Regions from separate parts of the Homo sapiens genome. Here regions 1 and 2 are each linked to region 3. A link is a loop called in an ENCODE intact Hi-C map of the cell type or tissue named here. Cell type or tissue: Calu3. All regions are shown on one strand. Region 1 has its middle 370 kb from the start of MGC4859. Region 2 overlaps LOC105375149 (a long non-coding RNA gene). Region 3 has its middle 760 kb from the start of MGC4859.

The links. Hi-C counts contacts between places; a loop is a spot of excess contacts. Peaks named below come from ENCODE experiments on the same cell type or tissue, not always from the same donor. Only the 100,000 strongest peaks of a DNase experiment are listed, where the experiment ranks them.
Region 1: a loop joins it to region 3, with 10 times the contacts of the local background. A loop is called at or near these places in 32 of 110 quality-filtered maps.
Region 2: it touches region 3 in a loop (7-fold over the local background); 8 of 110 quality-filtered maps call a loop at or near these places.

What each region holds. Positions count from the first base shown.
Region 1 is chr7:10,408,811-10,416,810 of GRCh38, reverse strand. No RefSeq gene overlaps it. Among named protein-coding and RNA genes, the nearest start is that of MGC4859, 370 kb to the left of the region's middle. In Calu3, a CTCF peak has its summit at 4,189 (motif pointing right); a DNase peak (open chromatin) is centred at 4,200.
Region 2 is chr7:10,124,388-10,132,387 of GRCh38, reverse strand. All of the region lies in intron 1 of LOC105375149 (a long non-coding RNA gene), which reads left to right. Among named protein-coding and RNA genes, the nearest start is that of MGC4859, 650 kb to the left of the region's middle. In Calu3, a CTCF peak has its summit at 3,419 (motif pointing right); a DNase peak (open chromatin) is centred at 3,447.
Region 3 is chr7:10,019,055-10,027,054 of GRCh38, reverse strand. No RefSeq gene overlaps it. Among named protein-coding and RNA genes, the nearest start is that of MGC4859, 760 kb to the left of the region's middle. RefSeq lists a silencer at 3,819-4,113 and an enhancer at 3,819-4,113. In Calu3, no CTCF peak of the experiment used is centred here; a DNase peak (open chromatin) is centred at 3,874.

The sequences.
Region 1 (8,000 bases), 390 kb before region 3:
AGATTAATGTTCTAAAGTCAGTCTTGTATACCTTGCGGTTGAGCGAGTCATCAATAGAAAAAGACATAATTGTTTAAAGACCCCAGCTCCTGTCCATATTTGTTTATCATTTTTTCTCAAATTTGTTAATCTTTCACTTTAATTTTTTATGTCAGATAACTACACATATTGAGGAAATGTCTAGAGAACTGAGACAAAACAAGATCAAAGAATCAAATAAATTGTTGGAGGTTTTAAGGCTAAGAAGTAGATTCCTTTTGGAAACTGTCCTAGGGAAGCTGTATTGTAAGAGTTCCATTATTTTCTCTCTCTTCATGCTGCAGCTGGTAGCAGAAGTGAAGACCCATAATCTCGATGAGCATATCTTAGCCTTGGTTCTAACATGGGACATGTTAACATGTTCTAAACACAGTTAAGGACAGGAAAGAGTTTAAAAAAAATTACACAAAACAACGTATGGTAATTATGTGCTTTTGAGCAACATAAAAATAACTGAAAGATTGTAGATATTGATTTTATAATTAGCATTTTGATAAGAAACTAAAATAAATAGAAGGTAAATAAATACTCAAATGTATAATATATGTTCCTGAAACAAAGTTTCAAATCTTCATGTTAGAACAACCCAGGAAAAATTGATACACAGCGATTAGTATCAAGACATTCAGTGTTAAAATTAGTGGGCTTCAATAATAAAGAAAAATACTGTGGACATTCATACCGTAAATATAAATCACTCACATGGAAGACAAAACTTGGACTGAACTCAGATTCTCTCATAGCAACATTTGATGTCAGAAGACAGACGTGATACATGTGACAAGGTCAGGTAGCTTCTAAAGATCTAGTTGTCAGGAACAAGTTTAGACAGTCCCCATAAAGTTAGTGACTATTAGTTGCTATATCTTGCATCTCCCTTTTCTAACAAGGAAGCATTATGTTTGATGACATATACTACATTTGGACCTCCTACTCTGACCATAAGGCCTTGGGTGGTCCCAGAGAAAGAAATATCTTTACAACTGATTCAGGCTGGAAAGTGAGGGTAGGAGCACTGAACACTCATAACTCAGCAGATCCCGTGGGGATCTGAGGGCTGATAGAAAATCAGGATGCTTTATGTTTCCCCTGTCAAGCTCTACCAGGAAAGTCACAATGGATCATACTACTTCTTAAAAAATGAAGTTATGATTAATAATTGATTAGACTAGTGGAATATTATAGTTTAAAAGAAACTTAAGTATGTGTGCATCTAGTCTCCCCTTGTGTAATCCTCTTGATATGTAACAAAGAGAAAACAGTGCCTAAAATGTTAAGAGACTTGAGCAAGTTTCCAGCTTATGAGTGGTTAAATCATTAAGAGCTAGGTTTCTCATGAATTTTCACACTTTTCACCACTCTACCTCTCTGGATGGTGCTAATTTTTGATACTCTATCCATTTCTATCTGCATCCCTTAACCATAGCAAGGTAAGTCACAGGGTTCCAGTTTTTTCACAATTCTTCCAATTGTCACTTATTTTATTGAGAAAGGGAAATTGCTTTCATGAGAATCATCAGCAATTGAAATGAAAAGGCATTTGGATAAGTACCTTTTTTAAACAAGAGAAGTGCCTTTTTGGTATTTGTTACCTTAAGAAAGACCCTAGTACCTAACAGAGTACCTACCTAGAATGCAAAGCGTTTGCTTAAAAATATGTATTTATAGTGGATTTCATGGTAGTTCTATTTTCAATTTTTTAGAAACCTCCATACTGTTTTCTATAATGGCTGTACTAATTTACATTCCCACCAACAGTATATTAGGGTTCCCTTTTCCACATATCCTCTACATTTGTTATATTTCATCTTTTTGGTAATAACCATTCTAACAGTTGTCAGATAATATGTTGAGCATTTTTTCATATACCTGTTGCCCATTTGTATATTTTTTGAAAAATGTCTGTTCAGGTCCCTTGTCCATTTTTTTTCTATAGAGTTATTTGAGTTCCTTATATATTTTGAATGTTAACCCCTTATCAGATTATAATTTGTAAATATTTTCCCCCATTCTTTAGGTTGTGTTTTCATTCTATTTATTGTTTCCATTGTTTTGCAAAAGCCTTTTAGTTTGATGTAACCACATTTATCTATTTTTGCTTTTGTTGCCTGTGGTTTTTGAGTTTTATATAAGAAATTACTGGCCATATCAATGTTGTGGCGATTTCCCCATGTTTCTTTCTAGTTGTTTTATAGCTTCAAGTCTTAAATTCAAGTGTTTAATCCATTTTGAGTTGATTTTCATCTATCACGTGAGATACAAGTGTAATTTTATTCTCCTGCATGTGAATATCCAGTTTTTCTGACACCATTTGCTGAAGAGGCTGTCCTTTCTCCATTGTATGTTCTTGGCACCTTTGTCAAAAATCAGTTGGCTATAAGTGCATGGATTTATTTCTGGGCTCAATTTTGTGACATTGCTCTATATATCTGTTTTTATGTCATTATCATGTTGTTTGATTATAGCTCTGTAGATTTTGAGATCAGGTAAGTAGAATGCCTCCAGCCTTGCTCGTTTTGCTCAAGATTTCTTTCAGAGTTTTTTGTGGCTCCATTTGAATTTTAGAGTTATTTTTCTGTTTCTATGAAACATGTCACTGATATTTTCATAGGGCTTGCATTGAATCTGTAGATTGTTTTGGGTAGCAATTCCATCTCTGGGTATATATCCAAAGGAATTGAAATCAGTGTGTCAGAGACACATCCGCACTCCCATATTTAGTGAAGCATTATTCACAATAGCCAAGATAGGAAAACAACTTAAGTGTCCATCAAGTAATGAATAAATACAGAAAATTGGTATATATATACAATAGAATACTACTCAGCCTCTAAAAAGAATGAAATCCTATCATTTGTGATGATATGGATGAATTTAGAGGACATTACGCTAAGTGAAATAAGCCGGACACAGTAAGACAAATATTATATGACTCACTTATATGTAGAATCTAAAATGTTAAATTCATAGAAGCAGAAAGTAGAATAGTGATTATCAGAGGTTTGGGGGTAGGAGGGAGTATTGGGAGATGTTGGTCAGATGGTACAAAGTTATAGTTAGGTAGGAGGGGTAAGTTCTGGAGATCTGTTGTATGAAATGATGATTATATTAGGTGTGTGCAAAAGTAATTGTGCTTTTTGCCATAGTTAATGTTATAGTAAATAATAATATGTTGTATACAGTACTTGAAAATTGCTAACAGAATAGATTTTAAGTATTCTCATCATACACAAAAAAGGTGAGGTGATGAATATGTTCACTAGCTTGATTTCATCATTTCCCAATGTGGTGTGTTTTTTTGTGTATGTGTGTGTGTATAGATATATATATATATGTCTATATAAACATCATGTTATATATTAAAATAATACACATAATTTTTCTGTCAATTTAAAAAATTAGAAAGTACATATAGAATAAATAACTGTATAACTTTAAAAGCAGTATTGTTATAATGGTTGACATTATTTCACAGTTTTATGGTAGATATTTTAGTTCTGAGATGGAAACAGATCCAAAGGGACATTTGACATTTAGCATCTTTCTTTGGGCTCTCCTTACAAATGATGTTATCCTGACATCTTGTCAGCTTTTTAAGGAACCCACTAAAATGTTTATTCTATTATTTTCATATGAAAGATCTTTTCTTCTGGTAACATATAGATCCTCAGTCTTGTTTATAGATACAGTTGGCTTTGGAATTTCTAATTTGTTTACATCCTTATATCTTTTTCCATAGCTAAGCTGTTAGTTTTGACAATTTCCTTCAGTCAAACAGTATTATCATTGTTGTGCCAGTTAACAAGATCTGATGTGTAGTAAACACTAACGAATTTCAAATGTCACTTGTAAAAATATTTTGTGACCCACTATACCACTTAGCTGTCTGATTTTTGAAACTAGCTAACTGCAAGCAAGATTTGACTCCATTTTAATATCAATAGTTTTTGAAGCAACTTTTTACAAGTTAAACCTTATAAAAACTGTGCAATAAATAAATATTATTTGTATTCAGAAAGTATGATTATACTCCAAGTGATAAAAATTATATTTATAAATATTGATAAGTTCAATGACAATAGAAATATTCTTAATGTATCTGAAAAATCTCTACCAGCTGGAGCCATGATCTGATGTATTGTAATCTATGACCAACAGGTGGCAGCAGTTCACAGAAGGTTCTCACTGGAGAGCATGTAAAATTCATAGTAACGGTTTAACTCTCTTATACTTTATTCTTCAACGGGGTTGTTTAAAACACAATGTATTTAAACTGATTGATAGACATCTCTGTTTGCTGCTTTAGAAACAAAATTACTTTATTCAACTGTGTTTAAAATTATATGTATAACGTACATTTATTTATTACACTACACTGAAATATATACAGTAAACCAATAACTGCTTTCCTTTGTGTTGAAGGAAGTTGAGAAGTAATGATGCATTTCGTACATTAACTGTTCTAACTCTTTATCCCTGGGGATGTTTTAAAGGATTGTGACTTTTTACAGATTTCTTTTTTTTTTCCCCCCTGAGACGGAGTGTTGCTCTTGTCGCCCAGGCTAGAGTGCAGTGGCACAATCTCGGCTCACTGCAACCTCCGCCTCCCGGGTTCAAGTGATTCTCCTGCCTCAGCCTCCCAAGTATCTGGGATTACAGGCGCCCACCACCATGCCCAGCTAATTTTTTGTATTTTTAGTAGAGACAGAATTTTGCCATGTTGGGCAGGCTGCTCTTGAACTCCTGTCCCCAGGTGATCCGTCTGCCTTGGCCTCCCAAAGTGCTGGGATTACAGGTGTGAGCCACTGCACCCAGCTGACTTTTTACAGATTTCTATTTGGCTACAATATAGGGCTGGATTTTTGTTGTTATGTCGAAGTAGGGCACAGCAAACTACAGGAGTTGGTAAAATTCAGAATAAGATATACTGACAATACCACATCTGATGGTTCCTTTGTGTTCTCTATTAAAGATAATCTTTTGTTTTTGTGTACTTTGTTGTGCTCTTGAAAATGTATGACCATATATTAATTGATTAGTTGATTTTGTTCTCATGTATCTTTCATCAAAGAACACATTAATACAATTAATAAAAACAAATCAATATATTTAATAGCAAAGCTATAAAACAAATCTGGGTAATTTGAAGATGTACTCTAATTCATCATCCAACAGAGTCATGTCTCCAAATTCCATCTGATGTTACACAGCCAATCAGTGTTAAAAATAGTCTTCTGATATCTGCTTCAATCCATGATTTATTAGAAATTTTGGCCCCGTCTAGTGATATTTTTGGTTGTCACAATTGAGGTGGGGGTATTGCTACTGGCATCTAATGGGTAGAGGCCAGGTATGCTGATAAACATTTTTGCAATGCACAGGCCAGCACCCCATGAAAAGAATTATCTGACCCAAAATGTCAATAGCGACAAGGCTGAAAAGCCCAGGTCCACACTAGATAGTCATCTAGAAAAATCAATTATATCTCTATCTTAAGAATGTGTACACAGGAAGACTTAGAAATTAGAATCCAGGTGCATAAGCTAAAAGGTGAAATTATAATTATAGCAGCCTTTTTAAGGAAAAAAATTCTAACCATCCTCTGATGCATCAAAAGATCAGAGTGTGAAAAGTGCCCTTTCCTAAAAACTATGAATGTGAAGTGATCTATTTCTGAAGCCCCAAGGGACAAGTTTATATTTTCAACCTTTTACAAAAAGAAATCCCTTCAGAGAACTTTGTTAACCATCCAGCAAAATTGAAAAACTCAGCCTATCAAACCTTTGTTCGCTAAACAAATTTTGTGCTGAATATAATCATCGAAGTATTACCCTGTATACAGCTGCCTTTGAACTTTTGATGTTTGCTCCAAAGACTAAATGCAGAGAAACAACCATTCTTTCCCTACCCATCTTGCTTCAAAACTTACAAAAACAAATTTTTCACCTTGTGAATTAAGGGGATATAGGAAAATCTCATGGAGTTACTTTTGCACTTTCAGTCTGATTTGTCCTTATACTGTGTGTGTGTGTATGTGTGTGTGTGTCTTCCATATGGAGACGTTCCAAATACTGGAGTCTTTCCCTGTACTAGAAAGCTCTAGTAAAAAAGCATTTTTTGAGGTTTATGACAACATAGACACTTAAAGAATATTTAGAATATTAACTCTGTCTACTACAAAAAGCTTTTTTGGTCCAATAAATAGAAAATATCACAGCACATATTTGAAGTTTACTGTAAGGCATCTAAAACAATAGCCTTTTAATAAAAGTATTGTATATCAGGGCCTTGAAAATTTGACTTGGCTTAAATGCTCATATTATTGCATCTAAATGTAAATATTTGAATATTAAACTACTGCTTTGATTCCTAAGCAGTTTAAATGTGGTATCTAATAAGTACCTTTCTGATTCAATTGAATACTCTTTGTAAAAAGAAAACAAAGAGCAAAACGAGAAGTGAAGAGGTTATACTGATACAATAAACAAGTTTAGTGTAACGATCCAAAGCTCAATATATCTGGGAGCATTGCTCTGTCATCGGCTTCTTAGATTTCCAGCAACTACACAAGCAGAAACTCAAGTTTCGCGTGATGTAAAGGCTTGACTTCCTCTGTATTATAATGAAAAGAGATGTGTCTCTGACTTTACAGATCAAGGATTGTGCTTTGGTTAAACTGATAAGCACTTTTCCATTTTCTGTGCAGGGCTTATTTGCTTCATGAGAGCTACGTTATATAAAAAACAAAAATGAGACGGGAAATACAACTTTGGCCAAATGACATTTTCACATATTTTAGAATACTATAAAAAGAAGGAAAAAAAGAAAGGTAGGTCAGATAATATCTGTGATCCTTTTATATTTAAAAGCATTGCTCCAAAATAAAAGTGTGTGACAAGTTGTTAACAAGTATTTGCATGTCTCTGAGGAATGTTTTGGGTAGTATATAAAATAATTCTGAGGAGAAGATACTGGTCCTCAGAGGTTTATTTTTTTCTCCGCAGGCACGCTCTATAATTGAAAACAGTTCTTTATTCTAAGTCTTATATAATAAAATTTGAATAAAGAAAAAAACTGCAATCTTTAAATGAGGCCACGATTTTTCTATCAGGTTGAATCAGAGACAGCCTAATTTGTCCAATATCTTTTACCATTATTACCAAAGAGAAAGCATGGCTTAGTGGCTCATTTCAGATTTCTTGTTAAGTTATTTAGTGACTGTAATAAAATAGAGTGTTTTGCTGTGTGTGAGGTGCTCTTCTGAGAGCTGAGAACGAAGCATTCAATGCAGCAGGCAGTGTCCCTGTCCTCACTTCTAATAATACCATCAAAATGGTGGAACCCATCATGTGCTATTCTCTTTTCACTCAGATGGACCACAGGTAAAATGGCTGAAAACCTGAAAAAACACTTGTGTTAATTAGAAGTAGTAAAGTGAAATTGTTATCATAAGAATCTATTTGGCCAGGTGCTGTGGCTCACGCCTGTAATCCCAGCACGTTAGGAGGCCGAGGTGAGCAGATGGCTTGACCTCAGGAGTTTGAGACTGGCCTGGCAACATGGCAAAACCCCGTCTCTACTACAAATACAAAAACTAGCCAGGTGTGGTGGTGCACGTCTGTAATCCCAGCTACTCAGGAGGTTGAAGCACAAGAATCACTTGAGCCCAGGAGGGGAGGTTGCAGTGAGCTGAGATCGTGCCACTGCACTTCAGCCTGGGTGACAGAGCAAGACCCTATATATCAAAACAAACAAACAAAAAAACTTCTTTAAATCCTAATAATATTCTAACACCAGCAGTGCAATGTATTATAAATATTTGCTTCCTGGCCATGAACATTTTAAAATCTTTAAGTTTAATATTTAGTATTTGTATTTTAATGTTACTACAGTTCCTTCATGAATGAATATGCTGATGATTTTTAGTAAAGTCACGTTAATTATTATTACAGTTCTCAAAG
Region 2 (8,000 bases), 110 kb before region 3:
TATAGTGTGTTTCAATCCTTTGTCATTTAATGTGACTTTTATATGTTAAATTTAGAAACACTCTTACTTATTATCATTGAACTTATTCATAGAAATAATAGGTGATGACAAGTAGATCCGGATGACTGATTGCTTGCAGGTATTCACCATTTCAAACAGTTTAAAGTTAAACCAATTTATAAACATAATTTAAATGTCTTACACTTTGATAGACCAATTCCCATAAATAAACATGAAAGATACCAGAGGGTTGTGTGGTGGTTCAACTTTTGTTTTTTCACACTTTTCCACCAAAAATAGAAGGATTGCAGCAGGTATATGTGTCTGGAAGTCTGATCAATAGGCAGCCAGAGAGTAGCCTCATCTATATCCTTCCCCACCCTATGAGGTCATCAATTTTTCAAGAGTTAAAAAAGAGAAGACAGCTTGGTGCGGTGGCTCATGCATGTAAACCCAGCACTTTCAGAGTCCGAGGCGGGCAGATCACGAGGTCAGGAGATCAAGACCATCCTGGCCAACATGATGAAACCCTGTCTCTACTAAAAATAGAAAAATTAGCTGGGCGTGGTGGCGTGTGCCTGTAATCCCAGCTACTCAGGAGGCTGAGGCAGGAGAATCGCTTGAACCAGGGAGTCAGAGGTTGCAGTGAGCCAAGATTATACCACTGCACTCCAGCCTGGTGACAGAGCGAGACTCCATCACTCCATCTCAAAAAGAAAAAAAAAAAAAAAGAGAGAAGAGTTGAATTCCGGGAAAATATTGCAGGCATATGTTATTTATTTTGTTATAAAATATCTTGGCTTTTTAAGTTAAATTTTATAGGTACTTTATATAGCATAACTTTAGCTCATTTCTTGCTTATCATATCATCCACACTTGCCATTTACATTTATATATATATCACCTAAATATTTGAGACTTAAAAATTCAGTCCATTCCATTCCTTTTCTAAATCATAGACTGCCTTATTCTTTGATAAATTTTTCCTGATTACTTTTGTTTTGCATTTTTTGGATCTGAGTCAAAATCGTGTGAAGGCTCCAAGGAATAGCTGCAAACTACATTATTACTTTAAAATTCAAAAAAATGTTTAAAGCATATGGTACGAAAAATTGTTCTTCTGATCTAACTTACCTGATTTGGGGAGTTAGTGTTCATGGAATTGTGCTGAGCTTCAAACAAATACTAGGTGAACTATTGAGGACAGACTCTTATTGATCTTACCAAGAGTTTTACGATTAAAAACAACAACAAGGCAAGGCACTGTGGCTCATGCCTGTAATCCCAGCACTTTGGGAGGCCAGAGGCCAAAGCAGAAGGATTGCTTGAGTCCAGGAGTTTGAGCTCAGACTGGGCAACAAAGTGAGACCCTGTCTCTGCAAAAAAATTCAAAGGAAATTTAGCTGGCTGTGGTGGTATGCATCTGTAGTTACAGCTACTTTGGAGGCTGAGGTGGGAGGACGGCTTGAGTCAGTCAAAGCTGCAGAGAACCACGATCACGCCACTGCACTCAAGCCTGGGAGGCAAAGGGAGACTCTGTCTCAAAATAAAACAAAACAAAAACAACAATAAAAACAAACTCGAATGCCACGTAGCAGTTTTTCTGTATGTCATTTATCCTCCTTTGATTTCCTCCTTTGATTGTTTCACCTCTTCTCCCTTCTTCCCATAAATACAGGATTCCCCTGCTGAATCACACCTTAAATATACCCACAGGCATACATTCTAGTAAGAACATAAAAAGCCCTTCCTTCATGAATATACATTAACATGGAGTGAAGGACCCTCTCCTACCTCTTTGACTATCAGTATTCATTGTCTAATAGAATATTGAATTATTTTCTTCCAGGTTCCCCATTTAAAAATCAGTGTTCTGCTAGACTGAGCGAACTGACAGTAGTATAAGGCTCACTAGACCAACAACGGGATACCCTGGGAAATGGAATCTAAGGCTGCCTCTGTCAATGATGAGAGAGATAAGAAAGAAAAAGCACAATGGTATATGTTTCATTTGCAGTCATGAGGATTTTTGCGAATTTTTTAAGGGAAAGGAGAAATATGGATTAACCTCAATAGGATATTAAATCAAATAAAAGGATTAAAACTATCTATTAATTACTTTTAGGGATGGATGAGCCTTGCCATATTTTGGGTTTATTGAGTATCTCTAATTTTCCAAATGTCTGGAGTTTTCTTTAAAAAAGCTTCCTCAGTTACCTTTGTTCTACAGATCTTGCATAATTTATGGTAAATCCAAATTAAAATATTTTAATTTGGTTTGCAACTAAGAAAACATTTGGCTTTATGCTTTTTCCTGTTGATATTTGAAGTTTCATTTCAAGCCAAGATTTAACTCTTCTAGAAGTTTTATGTGTAATAAAACAGTGTTTATTTTTAGAAAATCGATGTAGCGTTTGCTATATCAATAACACTTTTATTATTAAGGAAGGAGACAGAAATTTTAAGGGTACACATTATGCATAGCTGTGTTGATATTGTTTTAGACATAATCTATTGGTTTTAATAGTAGTGAAATGCAGCCTTTCCAAATATATGCTGAATGCACCAGCATTTATAAAATAAAACCTTTTAAATAGAAGTTTAATTAATTTTTATGTCGATACTTTTGGAAAACATCATTTTTGTCACATTTACCTACTTTGGAAAGTATAAGCAATAATATGATTTGTAAAAACTATGTGACCTAAATTTTATATCTATATTGAATTTAATGTAGTGGCAACTTTAAGTAAGTTCATAAACATAATCAATCTTACTTTGTGTGTGTGTGTGTATATATATATATATACACACACATATTTTAATTCTCAAAACACCATCAGCAAAAGAATGGTTTTCAGTATGGTTGAAAAGACTACTTGTCATCATATACTCAAGCCTCTGCTAAGACTACTTCTACTCAACCAACCCATTTTCATCGTTGTTTCTTTTTTTCTTCTGGGACTTACTTGCAATTCTATTAGAGTACCCAGCATATACTCAGTGATCAAAATAGTCTCATTCTGTTGATGGCAATAGCATTTTTTATTTTTTTTTGTCTAAAAAGAGCCATCTTACCTGCGAATATAGCAATCCAGAGCATCTTTTCTATTGCTGTGAATTTCCAACTGCGAAACCATTTTGCAGATTTCTGCAGAAGAGGTTTGTTACAGGCCATCAAAACAGCATTCAAGGGCTCGTTTTCATTTGTATAACAGAGATGTCATTTTTCTAATTTTCTCACCAATGTACCCTGAAGTATTTTATCTTGTCTAATATTTTTTCAGAAGACAGATATTGTTTTATCTAAAAATACATTTTTATCTTTAGGGACAATAAAAATCTAGAATCAATAAGATTGTAGTTAGTAAATATATTTCTGAGATAAGAAAAAAATAATCATTAGTGATCATTAGACATTCAGTCCCACCAGGGGGCATCCCTGGCACAGGGTAGTTTCATCTAAGCATTTAGCTGAGTTTTCCTCAAACTGGCTATGCCTCTTAAAAATAGCATATTCTCAGATCTGCTGTGAATGGACTATGGTATAGGATTTCCAAAATCAATTTCTAAACTATTCTTTCAATCCCTCTAGAAAGAATATACATGCAAGTACCACTTGGCTTCTTTAACGTTTGAATTTGAAGTAAAGAAGTCAAGATAGGCCAAGGTCTGAGGAAGTTAAAAGAAGTTGACAGGCTGCCTTTGACTTCTCTTAAATGTGTTTATATATATATATATATCTGTGTGTGTGTGTGTGTGTGTGTATTTATGTATATATGTATATACACACATATATACGTAGACACACACACACATATATATATATATACTGCAGTGAACCATGATCACATAATAAAATATATATATTTCATTTGATTTGGGGCACATAACCTTGTTATTTTACAAACAGGTTCTTCTTACCTTATTTCACATCATTTCTATAGATGACTCTTAAGAAATTATATTTTAAGATTCTTTGGTTCTTGGGTAATGTTATTGGATTTTTTTTTTTTTGCTTTGTTTTTAATTGAGGAATGGGAATGACCTCTAAAGCAAAAACAGAAGTTTCAGAATTACTAATGATTTGTTCACAACTGCTGAAGATACAGGAAACTTGGAGAAACAATGGTGATGTCCCTGTTAGTGTGTGCCATTGCAAATAGAACCATTAAAATGCACTTGTGAGATTTGTATTAGCTTTTCTTCTATTTTTATAAAGACTGTTCTTCCCTAACATCTTTGTGCTAAGCAGGGTCTGTGATTCTTCTCATATATGGCAATTCCTTTTTACCTCTTCTACATTGTAATTTTTAGGTCTTTTCTGAGTTGGTTTTCAATTCATTAATTTAAAACACCAAGATGTCTCTTACTGCCTTTCCAGAAATGCATATTTTATTTGGCCACATACCTCTCAAGACAGATTCAATGAAACTTGGAACTGCTGAAAACATTTACTAATCTTTGATTGCTATTTGCAGTTGGAGGTAACTGTCTCCTACATCCTTTTCCCACTCAACTCAGAGAAAATTAAAATGGACAGAAACAATTTCTAGAAAGAAAGTGGAAAAATGAACAAAGGAGTTGAAAACGTATATCCTCTTTTTTTACATTAAGACTTTTTCACATTGCTTTAAGTAACTTTCTGTGTTAACAATAGTTCAAATGTATAATATGTACACATTCAAATTATACAAAGAAAATCGTATAAAGTCCCTTAATTTGACTGATAAGAAAAAAAGCTGTTTTGGGTACTCATTATGTACCCAATATATATGAGTCAATTGCTTTTTAAAACTATAGTGATCAGAGGTAAAATTAATGGATACAAATTGAAAAAGAGTTTTAAGATCACAATACACTAAAACCTACAAAACATCTTGTTTTGCCATGGGTTTGTCAATAGGTAAAATGTGTAAACCATTATAATATAACTGATAATGCAGTATTATTCTTTTTCACATCTGTGCAATGAACATTTTGTTTTAACTCTAAGTAAAAGCTACCTGAAAACAAAATTCAGGGGCATATCTCACACTTTAGGGTTCTATGTTCAGATATTATTTTCTTCCATTAAAAACTTAGAGACTGCGGTGTGACACCCCATGGATAGTCTATAATAAGGTTTGTTTGTTTGTCACACACAATGTATTAAAATTTAGGAAATTGTACCACTTTATTTACATATTCTGCGTTACTTGAAAACTAAGTGACAGTAATACTGGATTCTCATTTCGCCAAGGCAGTATTTGCTGAGACCAACTGGGTCTTGCTTTCCTTAGCTAGAATATACATTACTAAATTTGCCATAAGCCGCTCCATTCCTTACTGTTTTTACAGTTGACTGAGTTCGTTTATTTAGTACCTGCCTGGCCCTCTAAGCATTCCATTTGTAATTCCTTGTATAAAAGATGTAGCTTCAATGAAATCCTCAAGCTGGAAGTCTACTGGGAATTCTGGGATATTCTGAGGTCTGTATGGGACTGGAGTCTATTCCCAGAGAGGCTCAGGACGGTGTATTGAGAACAATGGTTTTGAGCCCTGATTGCGCCCAATGCCCTCTCCTATCACAAATGTTTTATAATATTCGTTTTTTAAAAGTGGAATAAAATTTCAAGATAATAGACCCTACTTATGCACGTAATTTATACACACTGCCCTCATTACTGTGATGATGAATTGAAGAAGCGTGAGATAAATGCTTGGTCATGATTATGTTAGAAGACACAATGAATTAGACAGAGGTACACCTATAAAGAGATGCACTACAAATATAAAAGTGAATGTGAATTGATCCAAGTGTGTACCTGTGATGATTTTAATGGCTAAAACAGCATTGCACTCAGCAACATGATTTTCTGACATGGTTGGCATAGTAAAGAATTCCTGGTAAAGTTTCAAATGAAAGAAAACACACAATGCTTCTTCTAGATACATGGTAGTACATTTACAGGGCTAAATGTAATTAAAACCAGGCCAAAACTACTTTGTGTAGGTATGAGAATGTGTGAGTGAGATCCGACTTGGCTCCACTCAAGTACACACACCTTTCACTATTATGCCATCTGTTATCTGGTGAGAACTTAGAAAGTCAAATGACATCTGGAAAAATCTTTGTTCAGAAAGACTTTCTTTCTCATGAGAAAATATCTAACATCCTCAGACATAGACAAACCCTGGCCCAACTAAATAAATGGCAATAGTGCCTTCCAGTTGTTTTGCCAACCAAAACAAAATAAAACAACAGATATCTCCTGCAGATAGTACTGGACTCTGAAGAGGAACAATTGTCTAACGTGGACAACTGTCCAGAATTCTTAAGCAAATATAATCTTGAGAGGTAAATGGTTGGCCTTTTAAAATTTGAATTGACAGAGAAGGAAAACTTTAATTGTTTATGTGGTTTGTAAAATCTTATTGCATTAGCATGTCAATGCATTTGCAAAAAATTCCTTTAAATTAAATTAAATTAAATAATTTCTATTATTTGTTTTCAGGTAATTTCAAATTATTTTTAGAAGTCCTGTAACACTACAAAGATATTTTATAAAATTTTTTTAGAAATTAAAAGAAAATCCAACTTTTATATATGCTATATAATAAAGAAGTGAAAAGAAATAATTTGCAAGCAAAATTTTCGGTTTTGGGAAAGACTTTTATTATATATGTTTCCTTTTACTTTTATTTTTAATAATAAACATATAGAAAAGTAACTGACTTTTCTCCAATAGGTGCTGCAAAATGCTTTGTTTATTTAAAGCCTCATTTGTAAACATAGATATAAAAAATTATATTTTATCTCAGGTTTGATTTGGAGATTAAATGTAGATTAAAATTTGACTACTTGTTTCAAAACAAAATATAAACTGATTTTAATTATAATACTCAAATATTTTGCACTAAAATAATTTCTATGGTTTTTAAATTTATGCTGTGTTTTTTAAGTGAAAAATGAGAAATATTTAGTTGTATTTATCAAATAATGCATTGTGAACATGTGTAGTCAAATCATAGGTCCTTTTTCTCTTTGTTTGTGACTTTCTGATACACCTGTGGAATTTTGATTACATAAATTTTATTTATAATCTGGGTAAGCATATCCTGAGACAAATTTGCGGAAATCATTCCTTTCATGATTCTATTAATTTGTTTCCTATCATCAGTGTTCTTTATGTTACAATGGTCTCTGGTGGTATCCATTAAGCAACATATGGCCAAGAACCATTGTAGGGTGGCTGGCAAGATGGCTGAATAGGAACAGTTCTGGTCTGCAGCTCCCAGCAAGATCAAAGCAGAAGGTGGGTGATTTCTGCATTTCCAACTGAGGTACCTGGCTCATCTCATTAAGACTTGTTAGACAGTGGGTGAAGCCCACAGAGGGCAAGTGGAAGCAGGGTGGGGCGTTGCCTCACCTGGGAAGCACAAAGGGTCAGGGAGCTCCCTCCCCTAGCCAAGGGAAGCCGTGAGGGACTGTGCTGTGAGGAACAGTGCATTGTGACTGAGATACTATGCTTTTCCCACGGTCTTTGCAAACCACAGACCAGGAGATTCCCTCAGGTGCCTACACCTCCAGGACCCTGGGTTTCAAGCACAAAAGTGGGCAGCCGTTTGGGCAGACACTGTATACACTACCTGCCCATTAGTCACTTAGTAGCTGTCTTGGTTGTCAGAACAACAGATCACAAGAAGAAGGGTAAGTACAGTATAAGACACATTGGGAGAGAGAGAGGGAGGCCACATTCATCTGACTTTTATTACAGTATATTTTTATAATTGTTTTATTGTATTATTAGTTATTGTTAACCTCTTACTGTGCCTAATTTTTAAATTGAAGTTTATTATAGGTATATATGTTTAGAAAAAAACAAAGTTTATAGAGAGTTTAGTACTATCTATGGTTTCAGGCATCCACTGGAGTCTGGGAATGTAACCCTCAAGAACAAGGGGGAAACTACATTTTACCCTTGAACAACATAGGTTTGAACTGTGTGAGTCCACCT
Region 3 (8,000 bases):
TTTCCACAATGGTTGAACTAATTTACACTCCCACCAACAATGTATAAGTGTTCCCTTTTCTCCGCAACTCACCAGCATCTGTTATTTCTATGCAGAAGATTCAAATTGGATCCCTTCCTTAAACCATATAGAAAAATCAACTCAAGATGGATTAAAGACTTAAATGTAAAACCCAAAACTATAAAAATCCTGGAAGACAACCTAGGCAATACTATCCTGGACGTAGGAACAGGCACAGATTTCATGACTATGCCAAAAGCAGTTGCAACAAAAGCAAAAAATTGACAAATGGGACTTAATTAAACTAAAGAGCTTCTGCACAGGAAAATAAACTATCATCAGAGTGAACAATCTACAGAATGCTAGAAAACACTTGTAAACTATGCATCTGACAGAGGTCTAATATCCAGCATCCATAAGGAAGTTAAGCAAACTTACAAGAAAAAAACAAAACAAAGAAACAACCCCAGTGAAAAGTGGTCAAAGGACATGAACAGACTTTTTTCTAAAGAAGACATACATGCGGCCAACAAGGATATGAAAAAAGCTCAATATCACTGATCATTATATAAATGCAAATCACAACCACAGTGAGATGCCATCTAACACCAGTCAGAATGGCTATTATTAAAAAGGGTCCGTTCTATTTTTTAACATAACATTTATAATGGTTCTTGCTGGCGCAGAGGAAGCATTGATTTTTATGTAAACTTTTTTATTAAAGTATAACACATATAAATCCTTAAAATCATAATTGCACAGTTTATTACATTTTCACAAAATGAACACCCTAGCACCCACAGCAAGAAGTGGGTTATTACAAGAACCTCCAAAGTCCTCTTCTGCTCCCTTCCAATTACAGCTTTTCCTCTGCCCCAAATAACTACTATGTTGATTTCTAATCTATACATTAGTTTTGCCTGATTTTGAGATTTAAATAAATGGAATCACACTGTGTATTCTTTGTGTCTGTTTCTTTGGCTCAATTATTTAATAGTCATAAATGAAATGACTATGCATGTATATGTCTATTTCTGAACTTTCCTTAGTACGTTCATCTATCTTTAGGCTAACTCTGTGCTTGTTAATTTTTGTAGCTTCATAATAAGTTTTAAGATAGGGTAGGGTAGCTTCTGAACTTTTTCTTCTTCATCATTGTCTTGGTTATACCAGATACATTGCATTTTCATATACATTTTTTGTCACTGGATAGATAGCATAAGAATGTGCTAGGCTTTTGACTGGGATGGAATTAAATGTTTATGTCAAATTGTAAAAGTAAAAGTGAAATCTTAAAAATACTAGGTTTTCCAATTCATGAATATAGAATTACCCTTCATTTATCTTGTTTAATTTGTCTTACTCATGTTTAGTTATTTTCATTGTAGAGATGTTGGGCTTTTTTTGTTATATTTATTCGTAGATATTTGATGTTTTTTATTCTATTGTAAGTGGTATTTTTATTTCACCTGTCAGTTTTTTCTAGTTTATAAAAATAAAGTCACTTTCATATATGATATTTTAATTATTATTATAGTTATGAATGACTCAATGCTTTAGTTTTCCAAGATTATATTAAAAATGTAAATTCTGATATATTTGGCTTTTGAAAAGTAACTTGTTTCCAAAATAAACCTCAGAATGGTTACACTCCTAAAACTTTAAAAATGCTTGCCACATAATAGGTGATTTATAAATTATTGGTGAATGAATAATAATTCTTTTTACAACTATCAAGGATAACATAATTCATTAAATGATTCTTGAAAATAAATTCTGTGGGCTTACCGCACATATTTTGTGTAACGTTATGCTTCGTGAAACAGGCATGGTTTATTGCTTACAAATTATCCATTCTTCTCTTTTTCTTTAGTATCCATGTGCTGACTTTATTTGGAGTAGCAATGTGCATATCCCTAAGTAATAGATAATGCGTTGCTTACAACTGGAAAGGACTAAGTTCTGCACAATCAAATTTATGGTGATATCTGATGTCCTGTTAAAAGGAGTGAACTATTTCTGGGCCCTTCCTTCCCCTTCCACCATGCTTTTACTTTGAGCCTAGACTTGGTGTCCTGAGCTATACCAGTCTTTGTAACCAGAAGCCATTAAACATGAGGTGAGATGCTAGCATGCTTTTGGTGGCTAAGGGAAGTAGAAACAGATGAGGCTACTATGTCATCACTGAAAACCAGAAGGAATGCCAGCAACTGTGTATCTATGGATTTTTTCATATGTGAAGAAAAGAACCCCTCTTTGTTCAACTTTCAGTTAGTCAAGTATCTATTACTTGAAAATAAATACATTCTCAACTGATTTGCTTAGTTTGTTACCTATGTGGATAGTATGGAAACTATCTGACCAAATATAACACTTACAAATAAATTGATCCATAATACTGATAGAATCCAGAGATAACTTAATATGTAAAACTAAGTTAAATGGGAATAAACATTGAATGATGCAACATTAAAACTTAAATTGTAAATACAAATGTTCTCATTTTTAAAGATTTTCTAATAATATACAACTTATTCTATAAGGTTGAACGTGAGTTCTGTTCTTCTAAAGCTTCCTATAATAATCAAATCTTAATATTTTAAATATTAAAAAAATTTAATAACAATTATTATTGTAAATGTGTCACAGCTTGAGCTAACATAATCACTTTATGGTCCTCTTTTCCTGTGTATGTTCTACCTCTTCTTTCATATACAAATATGGCAAATAGCATGTACAAATGCCACCTCTTTTCTCTGTTGTTGCCATGGCAGACATTCCAAAATGATCATGGCACAATTTTTCTATAAACTCAGATATAGCCTATGTTCCTATACAACACAGATATCTAGGCAATTACGACCAATTCCTGAGAGTTGGAATGCTGAACATAACTTATTATCCATGACTATGCTCAAGTATAAACTCCAGAAAATTATAAAGTTTTTCAGTTTTATCTTTGTTTCTCAGATGCAATTTTTTCTCTTTTTGCATGTATCCAATTGATTGTTGGTAATGGATCAGCAGTGAAATAGCATTGCAAGGGCATCCCAACCTACAATACAGATGCTTTTGCAAGACCATGAATATATCAAAATTGCTAACACTTTAACAAAGCATATATGAAAATTTAGATAAATTGTGGTTCCCCAAATCACCTAATTTATGCTAGACTTGGAATATTAATATATTCTATGTCTCATGAATAGGTATTACTTTTCTAATCTATTACATATGCTGCTATACAGTTAGTCCAACTAAGTTTTTTTCTGATTTTTTTGTACACTCTGTACTTTACCATTTTTATGCATTTGTGCAAACTTTGTCTTCATCCTGGAATGCCTTATGTACAAATCATAGTCACCAGCCACACATCAGTTCACTTGTGCCATTTCTATATGGCTTTATGCAGCTCCTCAACAAAAATGACTCTACTTCCTATGTTTCAATGTCATTTTCTTAATATCATTATTTTAGTACACATTTTTTTCTTGACTGTCTTATGTTACTTGTATGTATCTTAATTATTTTAACTAGATTGTAAATATGCTAAGCATTCACATGCTGTCCACTCTTTATGTATGTCTCATATTATCAAGCATGATGTCTCTTGGGTACAATTGGATAGATATGTCATCTGGTGTATTAATTGCTATGCAGCAAATTATCCCAAAACTCAGGAGATTAAGATAAATATTATCTGACAATTTCTGTGAACCAGAATTCTGGGAGAGCCTTAGCTGAGTAGTTCTGACTCAAGGTCCCACATGAGGTGTATTGTGGCCACAGTTTTATCTGGAGAGTTGACTAGGGAAGGATCCACTTCCAAACTCACTTTTCTGGTTATTGACAGCGTCTGTTTTTTTCACTGGCTGTTAGCCAAGGACTTCAGTGCTTTGCCACAGTGGCCTCTTCTGGGAATGTTTGGAATGGAATATGGCTTCCCTCAGAGTGAACCATCAGAAAGCTGGGCCGGCAGTGGTAGGAGTGGGGAAGAAAGAGAGAGAGAGGGACCAAGACTGAAGCTACAGGCTTTTCATAATCAGATGTCAAAGGTGACATACTAACTACACAAAAGTTTGAATAGCAGAAAGCATGGATTATTGGGGACCATGCTAGAGGCTGGTTACCTTTCTTGAAAATTGTGATAGGTTCAATAATCATTTGTTTTGGTCCTACTACTTTCTAAAAAGGATAACCTATACTTTACAGTGTTTATCTTAAATATATTTGTGTCATAATAAAATAATGGCTGAAATATGTAAATATTAACAAATAAATTCATTTGGAAAAAATTGCAAAAAAAAATTATTAGGGCTTTTCACATTATCTCAGTCCCGTATCAGGAATGAGTTAATGTTTGACTCATCTGTGTGTGTGTGTGCGTGTGTGTGTGTGTGTGTGTGTGTGTGTGTGTTCACTACAATTTGAGGCTTATAAAACAGTAGTTGTCATTCCAAGAGATTATTATAGTAATACCGATTTCTATAGTAGTAATACAAAAATTCAAACATTTTTAATATCAAGAATAATATTAAAAAGTAATTAGAATGAATTTGTTATATGCTAAGTAAAAGCAAAAATCAATTAATTGTTTACTCCTAGCTGATACTGTACATACTACTTTATTCTTTCATATAGGGGGTTGTTTTTTCATTTATTTTTAAACAACTCCATAATATTCTTTATATATCAGTTAAGTACCTTTGTATTTAATGCAAGAAAAATTACCTTAACTTTGGGGTCTTGCTCTGTGCGTTAAATTACATTTGTAAGTGCTTCACTGAACAGTATTTTTCAAATATAATCCACATATAGTAATCGTGTTTAAAATATAATTTTTCATAGTTATGACCCATCTGCTCAATACTGATAAGAAGTTCAATAAAGCAGGCTGTAAAAATCAATGCTGTTAAATGTTTATTAATTATCTAACACATTGCTTAGCTTACTGAGCACATTTAACACCCCAATACATATTTCAAGGTACATATGGAAATTTTGCACTTAGGTTTAAAGATATATTTTAAGCATCCTTTCAGCTGCACTCTCTTAATCCAAATGTATAAGCAAGCACTTATTCCATTTAATCTGATCTTTCATTGAGGATACAATATCTCTGAAGGTAAGGCAGACAATTTCTATCTGGAGAAAAAAAATCTTAAAGCACATTTTACATTAAAAACCACTGAAGCATAATGGGCTAAGCTGCACATGGACCCAATTTCAACATCTGCCAAAATTATCAGTAAATTTAAGACTTGTTCTAATTTTCTCAGTCATTATTTTAAACTCCAGTAGTACCAGGACCTGATTTAATCAGTGAGTGAGGCATATAGCATTCAGGTCAAGTAGACACGCATACAAATATTTTTTGATTCCTTTCATTCTCATCCCTTGAAGGCCCTTTGTCACCAAGGGTAACAGTGCTTGGGTTCTAAAATTATTTCTCCTTCCAAACCATGCCATCATAAAGTGCTTTAAGATGGTAAGAAAACGAATGAAACTACTGAAGAACTAAATATGGAAACACAAAAGTAATTTATGTCCATCAGTAGCCTTATTTTTTTCATCTTTACCCCTTGATTTTTATTCCATTTCTTCCCCAGCCCCTGCATGTAACATAATGCCTTAGCATCTAATGTAATACCTAATATAATGGCTTAGCATGTAGTGACTTAAACTTAGTAGCAATCAAAACACATATTTGAAAAATGCATTGGCTTTATTGAAATATATGTTTACACTTCTAGTGTCCATCTCATGAGGTGAGAAACTCATCAGCTTCTGCTTAGTTTGTTGAAGTAGGTATGTTTTAACTTTATCATTATCTTTTTCTGTTAATATACTATGTAGCAATAACTTTGCACATGGTGATCTAAAAAAACTAGAGAAAATTTTAGTCACACAATACCTTTACAAGTCACAGGGTCTTAAGTTTTATAATTAGAGATGTAGCCCTTTGGATCTTGAAGCTTTTGAGATGTCTAAAAGTTTTGGCTGACCTGTTTTGATGTCCTAATCACCTCTGGTTTCCTGACCATTCTTCATACAGCTGTCAGGGTGATCTCTCTTTAATTTGCATATTTGATCATTTCTTTTCCAGTTTAAGACTCTTTGGTCACTCTTCCTTTGAAGAATAAAATTAAAACTCCATTGTAATATCCGCAACATTTTCATGTTCTTACCCCAACTTCTTTCGACATATTTACCTCCATGTACCTTATATTCTCTCCCCATTCATATATGTGTCCTCTGTCATCTGCCCTAAATTTCTTCTTTATTCATTGATGTCTTTAGAACTGGATCTAAGTGTCACAAATTCTGGCCAGTTGTGTAGAGGCTGCTCTTCTATTACTTTTCCACTGTAATCTGTCTCTATTGGTAAGATACGCTCATTGAACTATTCAGATTCCAAAATGGGTCTTTAGGAGCTTCTGAAGAAGTAGAGAAAGCTTCCAGGCCAATATATGGTTATACTCATCCATCTTCTCTGAAGTGTGCACACATTGGAATTTATTGATGTTATCTGATTAAATATTGGAGATCTTACATATCAAGTGGACATTATTTAAACTGTATTCATTTTTATCAGGGGCTTATTATCATCCTTCTTTTTGAAGAGAAGAGTATTAGTGTGGAATTAAAATTAATTGTCTTTCCAAACTAGGTAATTTGGAGAGGGTAGGAGCTAGTGCAGTATAAAATAAGTAAAACGAAGTAATAGAACTATCATTTGAATATTATAACATATTAGTTTATACAAAACATTAATTTTGTTTATATTTTATTTATAATATAGTGAACCACAACCATAATGCATTCTTTCTCTAATATAATTACTATAAAAAAACTTAAATTGGTAATAGAAGGCCAACTACTTGGGACAATATCCTACTGATGGATGAGTAGGAGATGATGATAAATGAATCTCATTCTGAATTCTGTCAACGAAATAAATCACTTATGTCATCAATGTTATTAATATATTAACATTCCACTCAATCGATATACCTCTGACTTGTCTTCTTGACTTTTACAGGGATGCCTGTTCATTTTATTCATATTTGTTTTGAGCTTTATAGGGCTGTAAAACTATTATTAATCGTGGTCACACTCTACATGGGAAAGTTCTTTAGCTGGCATCACTTGTTGGGGATTGGTCTTTGTTTTTTGACTGCATGGTCAGTCATCCTTGAGGTGATGAAAACATATCGTCTCTGCAAAATGGACACAGTTGCTGGAAAATATTTGCCACATTGAACAGTTTCTATTTCTTGATAGTGTGTCTGTAATATAGACATGGGAAATAGTTGGCTTACATAGCAGTAGAAATAGTCACATGTGAACAGTTGTTGTATGAAAGCAAAATGGAGGATACTGAAAGGTGGATGTTCCCTTCATAACCTACATCTGGAATGGAAACAGTTTTAAAGTGAGATAACATTTTGTTTAAACACTTATATTATGTAAATTAACTAATATACCAGATTCTAGAAATTTATGTAAGTTCAAAATGCAGAGTTTTAGGATTGCTTAAAAAAAGCTGTATTGAGGGTTTCATGCAGTACATTTTAGTGTTTCCTGTATAACCGATAGCAATAGGAATGTCAAATAATAAATATCAATCAAAACAATGATCTTAAGTTACCTAAAGGTAATGTTGATAATTTTCAGTCTTACACTTTAATTTTTAAACAAAATTTCCTACAATATTTAGTTAAAATTTTTGGTTTACATAGATGACAAACCAGGGAATGCTCTTACTTAGTATACACGATACTGTAATTTTATGTATGCATGTGTTTCTTTAGTCAGTCACTTGATAAATATTTATTCCACACTTAATATGTGCCAGGCACTTTGGATGCAACTGTACACAAGACAAAGTCACTGCATTTCACATTTTAGCAGGGGTAATTATAATTAACAAATAAATATATTTGTATATTCTCTATTTCATTAATTCTAAAATGTATTTTTTAACATGTTGATGTCTG